Linked DNA regions of Homo sapiens: region 2 is linked to region 1. A link is an interaction called in ENCODE POLR2A ChIA-PET data of the cell type or tissue named here. Cell type or tissue: PC-3. All regions are shown on one strand. Links, peaks and the distances in the headings refer to the core of each region. The heading gives the core; the rest is flanking DNA.

What was found. ChIA-PET counts read pairs that join two places held together with the same protein. Peaks named below come from ENCODE experiments on the same cell type or tissue, not always from the same donor. Only the 100,000 strongest peaks of a DNase experiment are listed, where the experiment ranks them.
Region 2: POLR2A ChIA-PET joins it to region 1 with 31 read pairs; 3 of 35 experiments call an interaction of 5 or more read pairs at or near these places.

Annotation. Positions count from the first base shown.
Region 1 is chr7:91,250,667-91,259,835 of GRCh38, reverse strand. No RefSeq gene overlaps it. Among named protein-coding and RNA genes, the nearest start is that of FZD1, 9.2 kb to the left of the region's middle. In PC-3, for the core only: no CTCF peak of the experiment used is centred there; no DNase peak of the experiment used is centred there.
Region 2 is chr7:91,160,099-91,169,267 of GRCh38, reverse strand. The region is part of intron 14 of CDK14 (cyclin dependent kinase 14); the gene reads right to left. Among named protein-coding and RNA genes, the nearest start is that of FZD1, 100 kb to the left of the region's middle. RefSeq lists an enhancer at 1-712. In PC-3, for the core only: no CTCF peak of the experiment used is centred there; a DNase peak (open chromatin) is centred at 3,627.

The DNA.
Region 1 (9,169 bases), core at 697-8,696:
ATTAGACCTACTATATTTTGAATTTTTATTTTATAAGGTTGGACTCTCACCCTATATTACTTTTGAATGTCAGTTGTAGAAAGTGAGAACTTGGCCTGCTATGCTTTGAGTTCCTGACTCTTCTTGAATTCCTAGTGAAGGGAAGTTGATTGCTTAGGGAGCTGATGGTGGTAGAGAAAACTCAGACCATACTATTCCCTTCTTTCTGGGTGGCACCACCTAGGGGTCTATTATATTGTCTTTGTAGAGACACATTAGGTATAACTCTACTAAAGCTTTCAGCATAGTTCTCTATTTCATTTCTTCTTGAATTTCCAACCCAGAAATTACTACATAAGCTATTTCTTATTTTCCATAACATCTGTATTCTTCTGCAACAATTCTAAAAATGAATGTCTTTTCTTTCTTTGTTTTTTCTTTCTTTCTCATACAAATCTGCTCTCGACATTGGTAAAATAGTTATTGAATTCATTCACACACAGAGGCTCAATTTGTAGACTCTCTTTAAAAATATATATATATATATTTATTTATCTATCTTTCTGTAAAACCACTTATCAAAAGAGATTTTCAGTGTGATTACCTTGACTTTTATCTTATAGAGTACTTACAGCTGATTGATATTAAGATCCTGATTGATATTAAGATCCTGAACTAACTTATTATTTGAGAGTCAGCCATAATTTGTTATAATTTACATTTTAAACATGGCAAGACTCAAAGATTTAATATAAAGGTGTGGCTCAGTAGTTCTAAATATGAATCATGGATTACTTGTACACAAATCTCACAAAACACATTTTTTATTTAAAAAAAAAAGATAAGAAGTATGAAAGGGGAAAAATCACCATCACTGAATTTTCATCAAGGTAGGATAATAATTAACCCAAATTTTCTTGTAATTAAAAGATTAAACTATAATAGGAGACTTTGCTAAATACATTACTTAAACATCAGTTTCGCCAAAAAAAAAAGTGCATATAAAAAGTACCTCATGACTCTGTTTTAATTAGTTCTGTTGTCATTGTCATTGTGCAATTGGAAATGGTGTACACTATCTGGGAAAACTTTTGTAGAACATACAGGCATTTATATTAGATTTAGAATGTAGTCCTTCTTCGAGGCCCTGGGAAAGAAATAGAGATGGGTCCTTGTAAATTAAAACCTTACGCCTCATGTGTTTAAAGAGGCCTCTCTGATTGGCTAAGATGTGGGGTGCTGAGTTTGCAATCATTTCAGTGCAGACATTTTAGGAGAATAAGTAAGACTTGTGCTTCTGTAAGTCAACATTTCTGTTCTCCCTTCTAGATGATTTGTTTGTGTATGAGGGAAATAATGTTATGCATCTGTTAAAATTACAGTCTGATCAAATCGTTTTCTTCTTGTTCGTTTCTTGCTTTAACCTGAAATCTCCTGGCCGAAGGTAACAGGGAAGTCAATTTATGGTTTCTAAAGTGTGGGTACAAATATTTCTTAAAATAACATCTTTGGGGTGGGGGACTGGCAAGATGAACAAATAGGAACAGCTCTGCTCTGCAGTTCCCAGCGAGATCAACACAGAAGGTGGGTGATTTCTGCATTTCCAACTGAGGTACCTGGCTCATCTCATTGGGACTGGTTAGACAGGGGGTGCAGACCACAGAGGGTGAGCCGAAGCAGGGTGGGGCATTGCCTCACCCGGGAAGCACAAGGGATCAGGGAATTCCCTCCCCTAGCCAAGGCAAGCCGTGAGGGACTGTGCCATGAGGAACGGTGCACTCTGGCCCAGATATTGCACTTTCCTTACGGTCTTCACAACCCACATACCGGGAGATTCCCTTGGGTGCCTACTCCACCAGGGGCCTGGGATTCAAGCACAAAACTGGGTGGCTGTTTGGGCAGACACTGAGCTAGCTGCAGAAGTTTTTTTTTCATACTCCAGTGGCACCTAGAATGCCAACAAGACAGAACTGTTCACTCCCCTAGAAAGGGGGCTGAAGCCAGGAAGCCAAGTAGTCTAACTCAGTGGATTTCACCCCCATGGAGCCCAGCAAGCTAAGATCCACTGGCTTGAAATTCTTGCTGCCAGCACAGCAGTCTGAAGTTGACCTGGGATGCTTGAGCTTGGGAGGAGGGAGGGGTGTCAGCCATTACTGAGGCTTGAGTAGGCAGCTTTTCTCTCACAGTGTAAACAAAGCTGCCTGGAAGTTCAAACTTGGTGGAGCCCAACAAACTCCTCCAAGCTAAAGGAGTATGTTCTAACCCAATGCAAGGAAGCTAAGAACCTTGAAAAAAGGTTAGATGAATTGCTAACTAGAATAACCAGTTTAGAGAAGAACAGAAATGACGTGATGGAGCTGAAAAACACAGCACAAGAACTTCATGAAGCATACACAAGTATCAATAGCTGAATCGATCAAGAAGAAGAAAGGATAACAGAGATTGAAGATCAACCCAATGAAATAAAGTGAGAAGACAAGATTAGAGGAAAAAGAGTGAAAAGAAATGGACAAAGCCTCCAAGAAATATAGAACTACATGAAAAGACCAAATCTATGTTTGATTGGTGTACCTGAAAGTGATGGGGAGAATGGAACCAAGTTGGAAAACAATCTTCAAGATATAATCCAGAAGAACTTCACCAACCTAGCAAGGCAGGCCAACATTCAAACTCAGGAAATACAGAGAACACCACAAAGATATTCCTTGAGAAGAGCAACCCCAAGACACAAAATCATCAGATTCGCCAAGGTTGAAATGAAGGAAAAAATGTTAAGGCAGCCAGAGAGAATGGTCGGGTTACCCACAAAGGGAAGCCCATCAGACTAACAGCGGATCTCTTGGCAGAAACCTTTCAACCCAGAATTTCATATCCACCCAAGCTAAGCTTCATAAGTGAAGGAGAAATAAAATTATTTACAGACAAGCAAATGCTGAGAGACTTTGTTACCACCAGGCCTGCCTTACAAAAGCTCCTGAAGGAAGCACTAAACATGGAAAGGAACAACGGGTACCAGCCACTGTAAAAACATACCAAATTGTAAAGACCATCAACATTATGAAGAAACTGTACCAACTAATGGGAAAAATAACCAGCTAATATAATGACAGGATCAAATTCACACATAGCAATATTAACCTTAAATGTAAATGGGCTAAATGCTCCAATTAAAAGACACAGACTGGCAAATTGGATAGAGTCAAGACCCACGAGTGTGCTGTTTTCAGGAGACCCATCTCACTGCAAAGACACATATCGGCTTAAAATAAAGGGATGGAAGAATATTTACCAAGCAAATGGAAAGCAAAAAAATAGCAAGAGTTGCAATCCTAGTCTCTGATAAAACAGACTTTAAACCAACAAAGATCAAAAAAGATAAAGAAGAGCATTACATAATGGTAAAGGGATCAATACAACAAGAAGTGCTATCCTAAATATATATGCACTCAATACCAGAGCATCCAGATTCATAAAGAAAGTTCTTAGAGACCTACAAAGAGACTCAGACTCCCACATAATAATAGTGGGAGACTTTAACACCCCACTGTCAATATTAGATTAATGAGACAGAAAATTAGCAAGGATATTCAGGACATGAACTCAGCTCTGGACCAAGTGGATCTAATAGATATTTAGAGAACTTTCCACCCCAGATCAACAGAATATATACATTCTTCTCAGCACCACATCACACTTATTCTAAAATTGACCACATAACTGGAAGTAACACACTCCCCAGCAAATGCAAAATAATGCAATTCATAACAAACAGTCTCTCAGACCACAGTGCAATCAAACTAGAACTCAGGATGAAGAAATTCACTCAAAACCACACAACTACATAGAAACTGAACAACCTGCTCCTGAATGACTGCTGGGTAAATAACAAAATTAAGGCAGAAATAAATAAGTTCCTTGAAACCAATGAGAACAAAGACACAATGTACCAGAATCTCTGGGACACAGCTAAAGCAGTGTTTAGAGGGAAATTCATAGCACTAAATGCCCACAGGAGAAAGCAGGAAAGATCTAAAACTGACACTCTAACATCACAATTAAAAGAACTAGAGAAGCAAGAGCAAACACATTCAAAAGCTAGCAGAAGACAAGAAATAACTAAAATCAGAGCAGTACTGAAGGAGATAGAGACATGAAAAACCCTTCAAAAAATCAGTGAATCCAGGAGCTGGTTTTTTGAAAAGATTAACAAAATGGATAGACCACTAGCCAGACTAATAAGAGAGAGAGAAGAATCAAATAGACAAAATAAAAACTGATAAAGGAGATATCACCACTGGCCCCAGAGAAATACAAACTACCTTTAGAGAATACTATAAACACCTCTACACAAATAATCTAGAAAATCTAGAAGAAATGGATAAATTCCTGGACACACACACCCTCCCAAGACTAAACCAGGAGGTAGTTGAATCCCTGAATAGGCCAGTAAGAAGTTTTGAGGCTGAGGCAGTAATTAATAGACTATCAACCAAAAAAAGCCCAGGACCAGACAGATTCACAGCCGAATTCTACCAGAGGTACAAAGAGTTGCTGGTACCATTCCTTCTGAAAATATTCCAAACAATAGAAAAAGAGGGACTCCTCCCTAACTCGTTTTATGAGGCCAGCATCATCCTGATACCAAAACCTAGGAGAGACACAACAAAAAAAAAATTTCAGGCCAATATCCCTGATAAACATCAACATGAAAATCCTCAATAAAATATTGGCAAAGCAAACTCAGTAGCGCATCAAAAAGGTTACCCACCATGATCAAGTTGGCTTCATCCCTGGGATGCAAGGCTGGTTCAGCATACGCAAATCAATAAACATAATCCATCACACAAACAGAACCAATGACAAAACCACATGATTAACTCATTAGATGCAGAAAAGGCCTTCGGTAAAATTCAACACCCCTTCATGCTAAAAACCTCAATAAACCAGGTATCGATAGAACATATCTCAAAATAATAAGAGCTATTTATGACAAACCCACAGCCAATATCATACTGAATGGGCAAAAGCTGGAAGCATTCCCTTTGAAAACCAGCACAAGACAAGGATGCCCTCTCTCACCACTCCTATTCAACATAGTATTGGAAGTTCTGGCCAGGGAAATCAGGCAAGAGAAAGAAATAAAGCGTATTTAAACAGGAAGAGAGGAAGTTAAATTGTCTCTGTTTGCAGATGACATGATTGTATATTTAGAAAACCCCATCGTCTCAGCCTGAAATTTCCTTAAGCTAATAAGCAACTTCAGCAAAGTCTCAAGATACAAAATCAATATGCAAAAATCACAAGCATTCCTATACACCAATAATAGACAAACAGAGAGCTGAATCATGAGAGAACTCCCATTCATAATCGCTACAAAGAGAGTAAAATACCTAGGAATACAACTTACAAAGGATGTAAAGGACCTCTTCAAGGAGAACTACAAACCACTACTTAAGGAAATAAGAGAGGACACAAACAAATGGAAAAATATTCCATGCTCATGGATAGAAGAATGAATATAGTGAAAATGGCCATACTGCCCAAAGTAATTTATAGATTCAATGCTATCCCCATCAAGCTACCATTGACTTTCTTCATAAAATTAGAAAAAACTACTTTAAATTTCATATGGAACAAAAAAAGAGCCTGTGTAGCCAAGACAATCCTAAGCAAAAAGAACGAAGCTAGAGATCATGCTACCTGACTTCAAACTATACCACAAGGGTACAGTAACCAAAACAGCTTGGTACTGGTACCAAAACAGATATATAGACCAATGGAACAGAACAGAGGCCTCAGAAATAATGCCACACATCTACAACCATCCGATCTTTGACAAACCTGACAAAAACAGGCAATGGGGAAAGGATTCCTTATTTCACAAATGGTGTTGGGAAAACTAGCTAGCCATATTCAGAAAACTGAAACTGGACCCCTTCCTTAGACCTTTTACAAAAATTAACTCAAGATGGATTAAAGACTTAAAACTATAAAAACCCTAGAAGAAAAATCTAGGCAATAACATTCAGGACATAGGCATGGGCAAACACTTCATGACTAAAACACCAGAATCAATGGCAACAAAAGTCAAAATTGACAAATGGGATCTAATTAAACTAAAGAGCGTCTGCACAGCAAAAGAAACTATCATCAGAGTGAACAGGAAACCTAAAGAATGGGAGAAAATGTTTGCAACCTATCCATCTGACAAAGGGCTAATATCCAGAATCTACAAAGAACTTAAACAAATTTACAAGAGAAAAACAAACAACATCATCAAAAATTGGACGAAGGATGTGAACAGACACTTCTCAAAAGAAGACATTTATGCAGCCATCAAATGTGAAAAAAAGCTCATCATCACTGGTCATTAGAGAAATGCAAATCAAAACCACAATGAGATACCATCTCACGCCAGTTGGAATGGTGATCATTAAAAAGTCAGGAAGCAACAGATGCTGGAGAGGATGTGGAGAAATAGGAGGGCTTTTACACTATTGGTAGGAGGGTAAATTAGTTCAACCATTGTGGAAGACAGTGTGGCAATTCCTCAAAGATCTAGAACCAGAAATACCATTTGACCCAGCAATCCCATTACTGGGTACATACACAAAGATTTATAAATAATTCTATTATAAAGACACATGCACACATATGTTTATTGCAGCACTGTTCACAATAGCAAAGACTTGGAACCAACCCAAATGCCTATCAATGATAGACTGGATAAAGAAATTGTGGCACATATACACCATGGAATACTGTGCAGCCATAAAAAAGGATGAGTTCATGTCCTTTGCAGGGACATGAATGAAGCAGGCAACCATCATTCTCAGCAAACTAACACGGGAACAGGAAACCAAACACCGCATGTTCTCACTCATAAGTGGGAGTTGAACAATGAGAACACATGGACACAGAGAGGGGAACATCACACACCAGCGCCTGTTGGGGGATGGGGGCCTAGGGGAGGGATAGCATTAGGAGAAATACCTAATGTAGATGACAGGTTGATGGGTGCAGCAAACCACCATGGCACGTGTATACTTATGTAACAAACCTGCACATTCTGCACATGTATTCCAGAACTTAGGGTATAATAATAATAATAAATATCTTTGGAATTATAATTATGAACAAATAAGCTGGGTGCTATTACTCATGCCTGGATCCCAGCACTTTGGGAGGGCAAGGCGGGAGAATCACTTGAAGCCAGGAGTTCAAGACTAGCCTGGGCAACATAGAGAGACCCTGTCTCTACAAAAAGAAATTAAAAATTAGTCGGACATGGTGGCGCATGCCTATAATTCCAGATACTTGGTAGGCTGAGGCTGGAGCTTTGCTTGAACTCAGAAGTTTGAGGCTGCAGTGAGCTGTGATCGCACCACTGCACTCTAGCCTGGGTGACAAAGTGAGACCCTGCCTCAAAAAAGAACAAATGGGGCATGTACCCAGGTATTTTTGCTTCACATATGACAATAATTTTTTGGCCAGGATAAAGAAAAGCACTCAGCTGTTTGTACTTTATTAGAAATCTAGCTGAAAAGATCATCATGCTTTTGTAAAAAGAAGAGAAAAGAAAAAGAAAAAGCATTTTCCTGTGTGGAAGTTGCCATCATGTCATAGTACCTGGTTTAATCTTCACAACTCTGGTGCAGGTTGTAGAATAGTCACCCTCATTCAGGATACAAAAATGGAGTCTTAGGAAGGTGACTTGCTCACACAGCCTGTCAATGGACGAAAGAGGATTCACATGCGGTTACCACATGTATTAACACAGCCGCATGCCAAGGGAAACAAGATCCATTCCAGAGCTTTTGTAATCTAATTAAACCAAGATCATTAGGAAATACAAAATTCTTCTATGAACCTAGCTCTAAGACAGCCATTTGGATCTTTTAGTGTGAAATATATCAAACCCCATACAGGCAATGACAGAAGGCCATTTCTTACACCTAACCATGATGAAAACTAGGCTGCAATGGTGAATCCATCTTAGATCAGGGAAGGTGTTCACGTAGGGAGGTAAAACCATAAATTTAATATGTAGCTTTCCTATGATTTGAGTTGAACCGGGGGTAGAACTTTAGGGGATGTACTCAGCATTTTCATGTTTATTTCTGCATCCAAAGAAAGGCCTGGATATTGGCATATTCTTTGGTGCTGGGTAAAAGGCATTGTTGTTTCTTTTATCATGGCAAGTTTTTCTTGCTTTACTGAACCTCAGTTTCCTCATTTATAAAATTAAACTGATAACCTAATGGGTAGTGTTTATCTTGCTGTCTTTAATATACTGTAATTCTTATCACAACAAAGAGGTATGTGTGTTTATATTTAAAAGTCAGAATATTAATGAACAGGCAAGTGCATTTGTTAAAACTGCCCCAGCACATTGATTTTAGGAATCTCTGCATTATTGATCTGATAGGATGAAATGCAATGGGGATCCATTTAAACCAAGGGCTTTTATTTTCAGCTTTCATTTCCCCTCAGTTCTCTCAAGAACAGAAGCAAGGGGAATCTCTGTCTACATGGGCTAGTGTGCTTCCCCTTGGGCCCTTTCAGACTGTGGAGTTCATATGACATTCTGTTTGCTGCAGGTCCTGCAGATTAACATAGAACTTTTAGCTTCGAAAGTGAACTTTGCAATCATTAGACACTATATATGTGTTTGAAAAATGTGCACATAGATCAAGATAGGATCTGATGATTTCGATATGGTTAAATTTTCCCTCTTATCCCATTGTTACCGCTATATCCATTATTTCTGAAATGTTCCATATTCCTATTGTTGTGTATCAAATCACCCCAAATTTAGTAGCATAAAATTATAACCATTCTATTATGCTTATGATTCATGGGGCCAGGTATGTGTCCAGGGTCAGTGGGAATGACTTGTCTGTACTCCACAGTCTGAGAACTCAGCTGGGAGGACTCCGACAGCTGATGGGGAGCAGGGGTAACTAGAGCAATTGAGGACTGAAACAGCTGGGGCTGGAAGATCCACTTCCGGATGGCTGGACTCGGATGGGACTGTTAGCCAGAGTGCTTACTAGTGGCCTCTCCAGCATGGAAGCCTTAGGGTAGTCGAGGGCTCTTTACCTGGTGGCTCTGTTTCAGCAAACAAGGCACAAGCTGCATGTTCTTTTATGACTGAACCGTGGACATTACATAGTGCCACTTCCGATAG
Region 2 (9,169 bases), core at 294-8,293, 90 kb after region 1:
GAGCTGGGAGACCACAGATTAGAGTACACTGGAGTGTGTATATTAGGTCACTCGGTGTCTATCAAAGCGGTATCACGCCGGTGAGCTGTACAATAGATTTTACTGTGTTCTGTTCAAAGAAAATGTAAGGAAAGTGGACATGTGTGTAGCAGACCATAGCTGAACACTGAATTCTTCTTGTCTTTAAATGGATGGATTTATTATCCACAAGATGAACGAAGAGTAGGAGCACAATCAACAGCTATGGAAAACATGCGAGGCTGATGGTTTCTATTCAGTGCTTGGAAATAACTGTTCAGCAGATGTGTATGAAGCAGATGAGTCCACGGCCCAGCACAGTGGAGGGGGAGGGGGCCGGATCATGGCTGTGATCCTGGACCATGAACTTGTTTTATGACTCTGGATGGTCACTTCCCTTCAGTTTCACAAAACTTTAATGTCCTCATTTGTGAATTGAAAATAATAATCTCCCTTGTCTTATCTACATCTCAAAACCCGTTAATAAAAAATGAATTCCTAAATGAGAAAAGACTTTTAAAATGTTGAGAGGTATGAAGCATGATGGTATAAAGTGTGATACTTAATTAAGAAATAAAATGTAACTTGTGTTAGTGGATATTTGGTCTACATGTAAAATAGAAAACATCTGCTCCTTTATTACCTATTGTTTAATTTCTTTTTAAGAGAGAAAAATTCATGTTCCCCAATGCATCATATAATCTTTAAAAAGATAATAGATAAAAGGTGAATAGCATCATGCCTGGCAAGTAAGGTGAAACTTTAAACAGCTTTAAAAATTTGTGTTATATTTTAATTTCTCAATTATAACTCTGTAAGAGGTTTCTTGACTGTAATAAATATATACCTGAATTTATGTTAATGATAACTAATACTAACAAAATGTTTCCTATGTGCCAGGCCCTGTTCTAACTACATTACAAAAGTTAATTTATTTAATTCACATAACCATATGTAAAGTGGCCCAATTATCTTTTTTTTTTTTTTTTGAGACAGAGTCTCACACTGTCGCCAGGCTGGAATGCAGTGGCATGGTCTCGGCTCACTGCGACCTCCGCCTCCCGGGTTCAAGCAATTCTCCTGCCTCAGTATCCCGAGTAGCTGGGATTACAGACGTGCGCCACCACGCCCAGCTAATTTTTGTATTTTTAGTAGAGACGGGGTTTTACCATGTTGGCCAGGGTGGTCTCGATCTCCTGACCTCGTGATCCAGCCACCTTGGCCTCCCAAAGTGCTGGGATTACAGGCATAAGCCAACATGCCCGGCCCCAATTATCAGTTTTTAGGTTATAGCACCCTCTTCCAAAATATAAGGCTCTGCATTATAATCTCACTTTGGGTTAAATACATTTTCTAATCTTGTAAAATGTGAACAGCCAACTACCTTCTACACAACAATTTCATTTTTTACCCTATGTGGTAGACACTATTCTTTTCCCATTTTTTTAAGATGAAAATATTATTTCCTAAGAGGTTAAGTGATTTGCACAGCAACAAAATGGCAAACCTAGCATTCACATGTAGGCAGTCGGCTGTACGGCCTCTCTTTGCATCAGAGGGCCTGAAGCCATCTATTATTTGGGGGCAACATCATGGTGTCCACTTGGATCATTTGGGATCCAAAATGAAGATACCAGGTTGAGAGCTAATTAGTCACCCAGGAAATAACTCCAACATGCGCACTGAGACTGGCTCACGTTGGAGCCATGACCCTATCTACATTATATAAGAACAATCAGCTGGGCAGTTAGCTGTTTCAGTGTGAATGTAGCAATGGCTGCCATGTCCAAAGCACTTTCCAGGAGAGGAAGCTGAAAAGCTACCTTATGGCCTCATGTTGACATTTATCCAGGTGAATTGCAACTTGAAATGTACTTCTAACATTTGCTACTGTGAGTGCAGAAAAGACGTCATATAATAAGGCAAATGTGGAGAGCCCTTTGTTTCTCCTTTTTTAAAAAATTAGAACTATTTTTCAACGTTGGTTGGAAACAAGTCCATGAAGAAAATCTTTAGAAGACAGTAAAGAAATTCTGAGATTGAATTCCATTTTGTCTGTGTGTTGTTCGGTGACAAAAGACTGTGAAATACAAATAGGCATAGATAGAGCTGTATATAACAGCTTTGTGGCTTTCCCTTCAATAAACTCAGAGATTGTCTTTGTATCCAGTGACCTTTTAGGGGGATTTAAAATAAAAACTAAAACGACACAGTACAATTTGTCTATACTAAAGGCCCAATTATAACTCTCAGTCTCATCTTTCATGGTTACTTCTCAAAATTCTGCCTAGGTGAGAAAGAACTGAAAAATATTCCTCTTTTCTGGATAATATTATCAAATGAAGTGAGGGCCTGGGCGGTTGCCCTCACTGGTGATTGATTCTTTAATGAGCTTCACCTGCAGGCCCAAGAGCACAGAGACTGCCCAGCTCTCTAGATTTTAAAATAGTGATCAATTCAGACACACATTGGGTTGTGTTGTTGGGACTAGTCAGAAGAACTGTTGTATATTCTCTGAATGACAAAAACTGAAATTGAGATATATTTACAAACACATTCACACATACTCAGGGGCCTTATGAATAAAAAGCGAAAATGCCAAATTACTCGGATGCCTCTACACTCTATCAGTATCTTATGAAAAGCATAAGGCTCTGCATTATGATCCCTTCTAGGTTAAACACATTTAAAAATCTTATAAAATACGAATAATATAAATAATCTGAATGCTTTCTATGATACAATTTCATTTCATAGATTAATGTATCAGTAGAGTAGCTATAAGCTGCTGTTTTTCTTTTTAAAAAATTAATTAATAGGCACTTCAAGTTTAGCCTCTTCACAAGGCCATCCTATTTATTTATACATTTTATTAATTCTGAAGCCAGTAGCTCCTCAATGGTGTATTTATGTTCAACTAGGTCAGGTCCACTGGGATGATATTTGGTCTTTCACAGAAGACACACTGAGCCTGTAAAGACAGCAGGCTCAAACTACCAAACACACTTCCTTTCCTAAGATTTGACTACATGAATTTGTTAGACTTCAGTGAAAAAATATAGGAATCCAGATATGCATTTCATAAGTCTCTCTACATAAGACCTTCTACACATAAGGGTGTCAGTAACACGTTGCCTCCTTACTAGGGAAGCAGGCATTTGGCAAACAGTCCATTTGTGATAGTTGGTTTGTGTAGCTTGGTGTAGTAGTTTGAAGGGCACCCACAAATACCAATAGAGGGAAATACTGAAAACTGTTCTCTCACATTACATTAGTTTGCTTAAAAAGTATGCATGTGCTAACCAAGCCTACAAATCACTAATTGTCAAGTATGCTGCAACAGAATAAAATTTAGCACAGAAAATACTTAGGTGAGATAAAAAACATTGATGTTTATATTTCTCAATAAATCTATGATTGATTACTTTGATAGTGATAATGCCATAGAGATAACTTTATAAATACTAACAATGCAGAGGGTTTGACATTTAAAATGTTCAAATGCAAGATGACATTCTTACTTCCCCTTTCAGAAATGTTATGCATGGATTACTTTCAGAACTATTTGAGCCAAGCCCTGTTGATGAGTAAACGTTAAAAGCAGCTGGGATGTCCACTTTCTTGGTGTTTCTGCTCTATGATTTTACTCGGTGGAATGTGATGAGCACTATTACCTTTTGAAACTATTACTAGCCAGAACTCACTGATGACTTAGTACAGAACACTGGAGTTGAAAGGAGTCCTGGAGACCCAAAACTCTCTCCTCATTCCACAAAAGGGAACCAGAGGCCCCACGGAGATTAAATGGCATGCTCAAGGCCACAGCTAGTTAGTGACAAGGTTTAGCCCAAAACTCATGTATTTGGACTCCTAACACGGTGCTCATTTGCTCTGTTACCCTTAGTGTGATGAAAGACAGATAAATGGCACAAACTCCTTACAGTTTCTATGTCAGCACATGATTATTAGATGTACGCTGTTGACTCTGAATGCTCTGAGGTTGGAAGAAATGTGCAACAATCTAAATGTCACAGGCCTGGAAGTAATCAAAAGGAAACTGAATGTTAGTTACTACTGTGCATAATGCTTGCAACATATCTGTGGTTGGTTGCAATGTACTATTAGAGCGTGGGTTTTTGTTGTGACTGTATGAACCAGGCCGCATAGGGAACGCTGAAGAGCGATCACAAAAATACCTTTCTTTCCCTACTGTCCCTCAAGCAGCAGGGATCAAATAACTGTTTCTCAGCTGTCAGTCTTTTAAACAAAAATATCTCCTTCACTCTATGTGTATCTGTGGCAAGTTAGTGTCTGTTTCCTCTTCTTTTTTCTGTTCTATTTTTTAGACCCCAACCTTGGATCACCAGGGGATACTGGGACTAGAAAGGGACTGACATGATGTTTTACAAATTTATCTTGGATTTCTTCAGTACGTCACAGTTTGTGTTCAATAAAGGCAGGCAGTGTAGAGCAGGCAGGCAGAAAACAGTCTACAACTGGATATTGGGAGTGCAGAATCATCTGCTGCCAGTCTGGACACTGGAAGGGCTTTCCACTCTGAGTATGACAGTTTCCATTTGTATTTCGGGCCAGCTGCTATTATGCCAACAATGTAATAATGGTGTGTTTTATTCATCTGCAACATAGCCAAATCTTCCTGCATTTGTCTAGGAAATCACAAAGCTTGATGAGACCTGGAGGAGCCATCTTTCATCCTCCTTACTTCCTAACTACACACAAATCCCCCAATTCCTTTACCCTGACTCTGGCCTGATCACTTACTAGCTGGACATGTTTCTTAATCTTTACTTTGCCATGGTAGCCTCATGTGGTAAATGGGGCTGACGATAGTAGCTCTCTCTTCGGGTTGTTGTAAGGATTTAATGAGTAACACGTACAGGACTTTAATAGGGCCTGGCATATAGGCACTATATAAATATTAATTATTGTAATTATTATTTCCACTCAACAAAATTAAGACTTCCTCATAGTTTTGGATCTCAGCTGATTGTAATCACTTGTTCATCAGTGGTAGAATGGTTTGTTAACTAATGAACATCATATAGCTATACCGTAATTTATTCAACCATTCACTTATTATTGGACATTTAGTGTGTTGCCAACGTTCTGCTATGTAAGTAATATTGTATGCTACGTGCCCTGTCAAGCATCTATCCTTATAGTTTCCTTACGAGGTGGATGTTTTAAATCCAACTCATAATTTCAAAATGAGGCCACTATGTCTTAGGCAATATGAATCCAATATGACCACACAACTAGTAGGTGTTATTGCAAAACTTGAGCCCATGCCTTGGACCCTAAAGCCTTAATCAATTGCCTACCTATCTTCTTAGCCTAAATGGTTATAATAACAATTAATTTGTAAAACTAATGTTACAAACTCAATTTTTCCAGAATTTTTTTCATATGGATCATCTTATTCCTTAATAATTCTGAATATTACCAGCAGCTGGGAGTGGGGTAGGGTGAGGGAGGAAAGGAAGTTGTTGGTCAAAGGGTATAAAGTTTCAACTGGACAAGAGAAATAAGTTTTGAGATCTACTGCACAAGTAGGGTGACTACAGTCAATAATACTGTATTATGTATTTCAAAGTAAGAGTAAATTTCAAATTTCCAATGCAAAAAACGGTAAGTAAGTGAGGTGATGGATATGTCAATTAGCTTGATTTAATCATTCCACATTGTATGCATGTATCAAATCATCACCTTATACCCCATACATCTATACAATTGTAATTTGTCAATTAAAAATATTAAAAAAGGAATTCAGAGTAACTGCAGTGATATTTTCCCCTTGAGTCCAAACTCCTCAATTTAAAAGCTCTGACCTGTTGTTAGGAACGCTTACATTGCAACACCGTCAGCAGCTTTGTCAAATCTTGCGCTGGATTCTAAAGGACCTAGTCACTTCCTTGCATCCATTTATTCCCAACTGCCTGGACCAGCAAGACATGAAGAATAGACATGAATAGCACAGAATAGACATGAAGAGCAATTTCTGGGGCTGGAGGGGATAATATAACTATGATCCAGCAAGAAGATCTTCTTTGCTGCTTTCACCTACTACAAGCTTGTACAACACATTTAATACAATCTAATACCTTGTGGGTCAGGGAGAAACTCCCATCATCACTATTGGGAGTGGTGTGAACAATTATATACAAGTGCTAGTTTTAGGAACATACAGATAGATTTGGTGTTTTGAAGACAGGGATGGTAACTGAGGAACAACTATATAAGTGTGCTGCCTGCACAACTGGTATTACTGTGCACTTAGGGGCCCCAACATTTCCCAGAGAAAGGAGTTGGGATGGCACTAGCGACACCACACATCCAAGCTGAGGCTGCCCTCTCCAACTACCTGCCCCTTCCCTAAGAGCACCTATAACTCTAATAATTATGGTTAAAGTTTATGGATCGCTTACCATGTGCCTTGTGTCTGTCTCCACTCTACATACTTTATATGTATTAATTCAATCTATTTAATGTAATCCTCACAACGATACTATGAGGTAGATATGACTATTATTTTCTTCATATGGTAAATGAGGAACCAGAAGTGTAGAGAGGGTAAGTGACTTCCCGAAGTTACAGAGTCAGTAAGTACTAAGCCTGGGACTTGACTCTGGTAGTCTGACCTTGCGGCCTTTGCTCTTTGTCACTACAGATGCTCTATAGGCCAACAGCTGGCCCTGGGGCCTGGCTCCTCTCCCTCCCCTAACCTTCCCGGTTTCCTGCCCAGTTCAACGTGACTTCCTCCCATTTGTTCCTCCACTGGCACCTTCACAGAACTGACCGCTCTCCAGGCGTGAGCTTCCCAGTGGGTCTCCTAGCTCCCACCTTCCCCATTCCCAAAAACATTCTTTCCACCTGTGCCATGAAGCCTTCTGGGAGAGTGAAAGAAATTTAAACATAGCAGAGAAACACAAAAATTACTTCCTTTCCATACAAGGCTTAAATGATTACTAAGAATATCTGAAAAATAAATATTTAATACATAAAAGGGAAAATTGTCAGAATCCTTATGTAATCTAATGTTTCCATGTGTTACAAAGTCCCCCACTGAGGGTTTTCCAAAAGTCTGTCCATGCTAATCCCACTGGCCTGTGAGAGAAGGCAGTGACTGTACACTTTTATGTGCCTCTCTTTCTTAGTTTTTAAAAAATAACAAACATTTAAGATATCAAGAGAAAAGTTACTCTTGCCTAAGTGTCAAGCTTGGAGAGGGCAGAATAGCTAATCTACTTTCTCGACTTCCGTGTAGGTTTTATTACTTCAGTGTTATATTAAAAATGTACTTAAATTTCATGTTGACATGCCATTTCATGAACTTTATTAGAAATTATTGATTCACAAATGAGGGGAAGTCTAAGACTAATATTTTATTTATTATGTTCTAGCTATGTGCCGAATGTCAAGAAGGATTTAGCAGTATCTTATAGCTTTGTTGTTTTAATATTCAGTTTAACTATTTATTTTGCAATCATTTCTTAGATTTTAAGTCATTTTAGGTGTATGTGAATTCATTTATTATTAGAAGTTGTCTGCCTCAAATGTTTTGAAACAGTAAAGGAAAGGATTTGTTAAAAAGGGAATGTAACTAAAATAATGAAGAGATTGATGACTTCACTGTAAAAGCATGATTTTTTAACCTTCACTCCGCAGCCATTTTTAAAATTAGCCTATCATGAAAACAACTTGTGCTGTTATTTGTAATCAAAATATTACATTATTTCTCACTCTGCTCTGGTAGTGTAGAAAAACACACCGCTCTAAACAATAAACCTTGCATTTTAGTAACCTCACCACTCAGATTTTTCTCAGGATATACTGTGAATTATACAGAAAATGTCTTGCTTTCCAAAAGAAGTAAATTCAGTTTTTTGGCTTTACATCCCACTCTAAGAAACCCACTCTCTGGCCCGTGTTGCCATCATAGCATGTCCTGGCTGTCCCACCACTGATTCTGCGCCTTGGGAGGCTCCTTCCTGAATCCTCTCCGTCTACTCCCTACCTCTACACCACAATATCCATAATCCTATCAACCCGTCCAGACCCAGATCAAATGCACTTCCACCATTAGTCTTCCAAGTCAGAGGCAGTGTCCCTCTGTTCAGAATTTTGACACCAATTGCCCATATCTCTTTCACATTGCTTCTCTGCTGATACGCCTTTCCAAGGTGTATGTGGGTCTCCACATTTCTCTTCCCAATTAAACTCTGAGCTCCCAGAGATCAGTGACTCTGGAGAGAGTCAATAATTTATTTTATATTTTGTATTGTATATAAATTTGTGAGCTGCCTCCAGCCTCATGATAAACAATTGTATAAATATATAATGCTTACAATGCAATTATAGAATAAAGAAATGAGGATATTTAAATGTATGGGCCTGTAAGAGTAATTGTATTATTTTGTAGTGACCCCTTATATTCTGAAAAACCCATAACATCCATGTACATAACTAGGCTTGTTAAATATATTATAATAAAGTAAATAAAAAGGAAATAGCAAGCATGGAATATAGTAAAAGGAGTTTGAAACAGAGAAAGAAAATCTTTAAAAATATATATAGTATAAATATTTGATTACCTGTAAAAGTGGACAAGTAAAATCAATAGATAACTACACACCAAATTTTGGCTATAGGTTTCAATAATCTGTTGAACAGAACATTTCAGTACAAGTATTTATAGACTGCAGGCTATGTATATGAATTTATATCCCCCCCCATCATAACATAATCTTTATACATATATTATCCAGATGGTGATTGGGGACTTTCCTGCTCTTTAAGTCTGGGTAAAACTGGTAGGGACCCTGCCAATTCCACAGCCCAGGGAAGTCCACAGTCCCCAAGGTATCTATAAATTCCAGGGTGGAGGTGGTACTTATGCTCTCAGGGGCCTGGGCTGGAATGGGCCATGCACAATAAATTGTAGCTCACATTAGATGCTTCCAGTGCAATTTGCTGATGATGGGGAAGGCAGAGCCGAGGGCACAGGGTCTTTTGACACTCAGATGATTCATTTCTCCCTATTATTTTTCATTTTCTTTCATCTTCATTTTCTCCCTCCTGAACAAAGTAATTCGGATTTTCTAAAGGAAATCTTTGTATCATCTCATTTTCC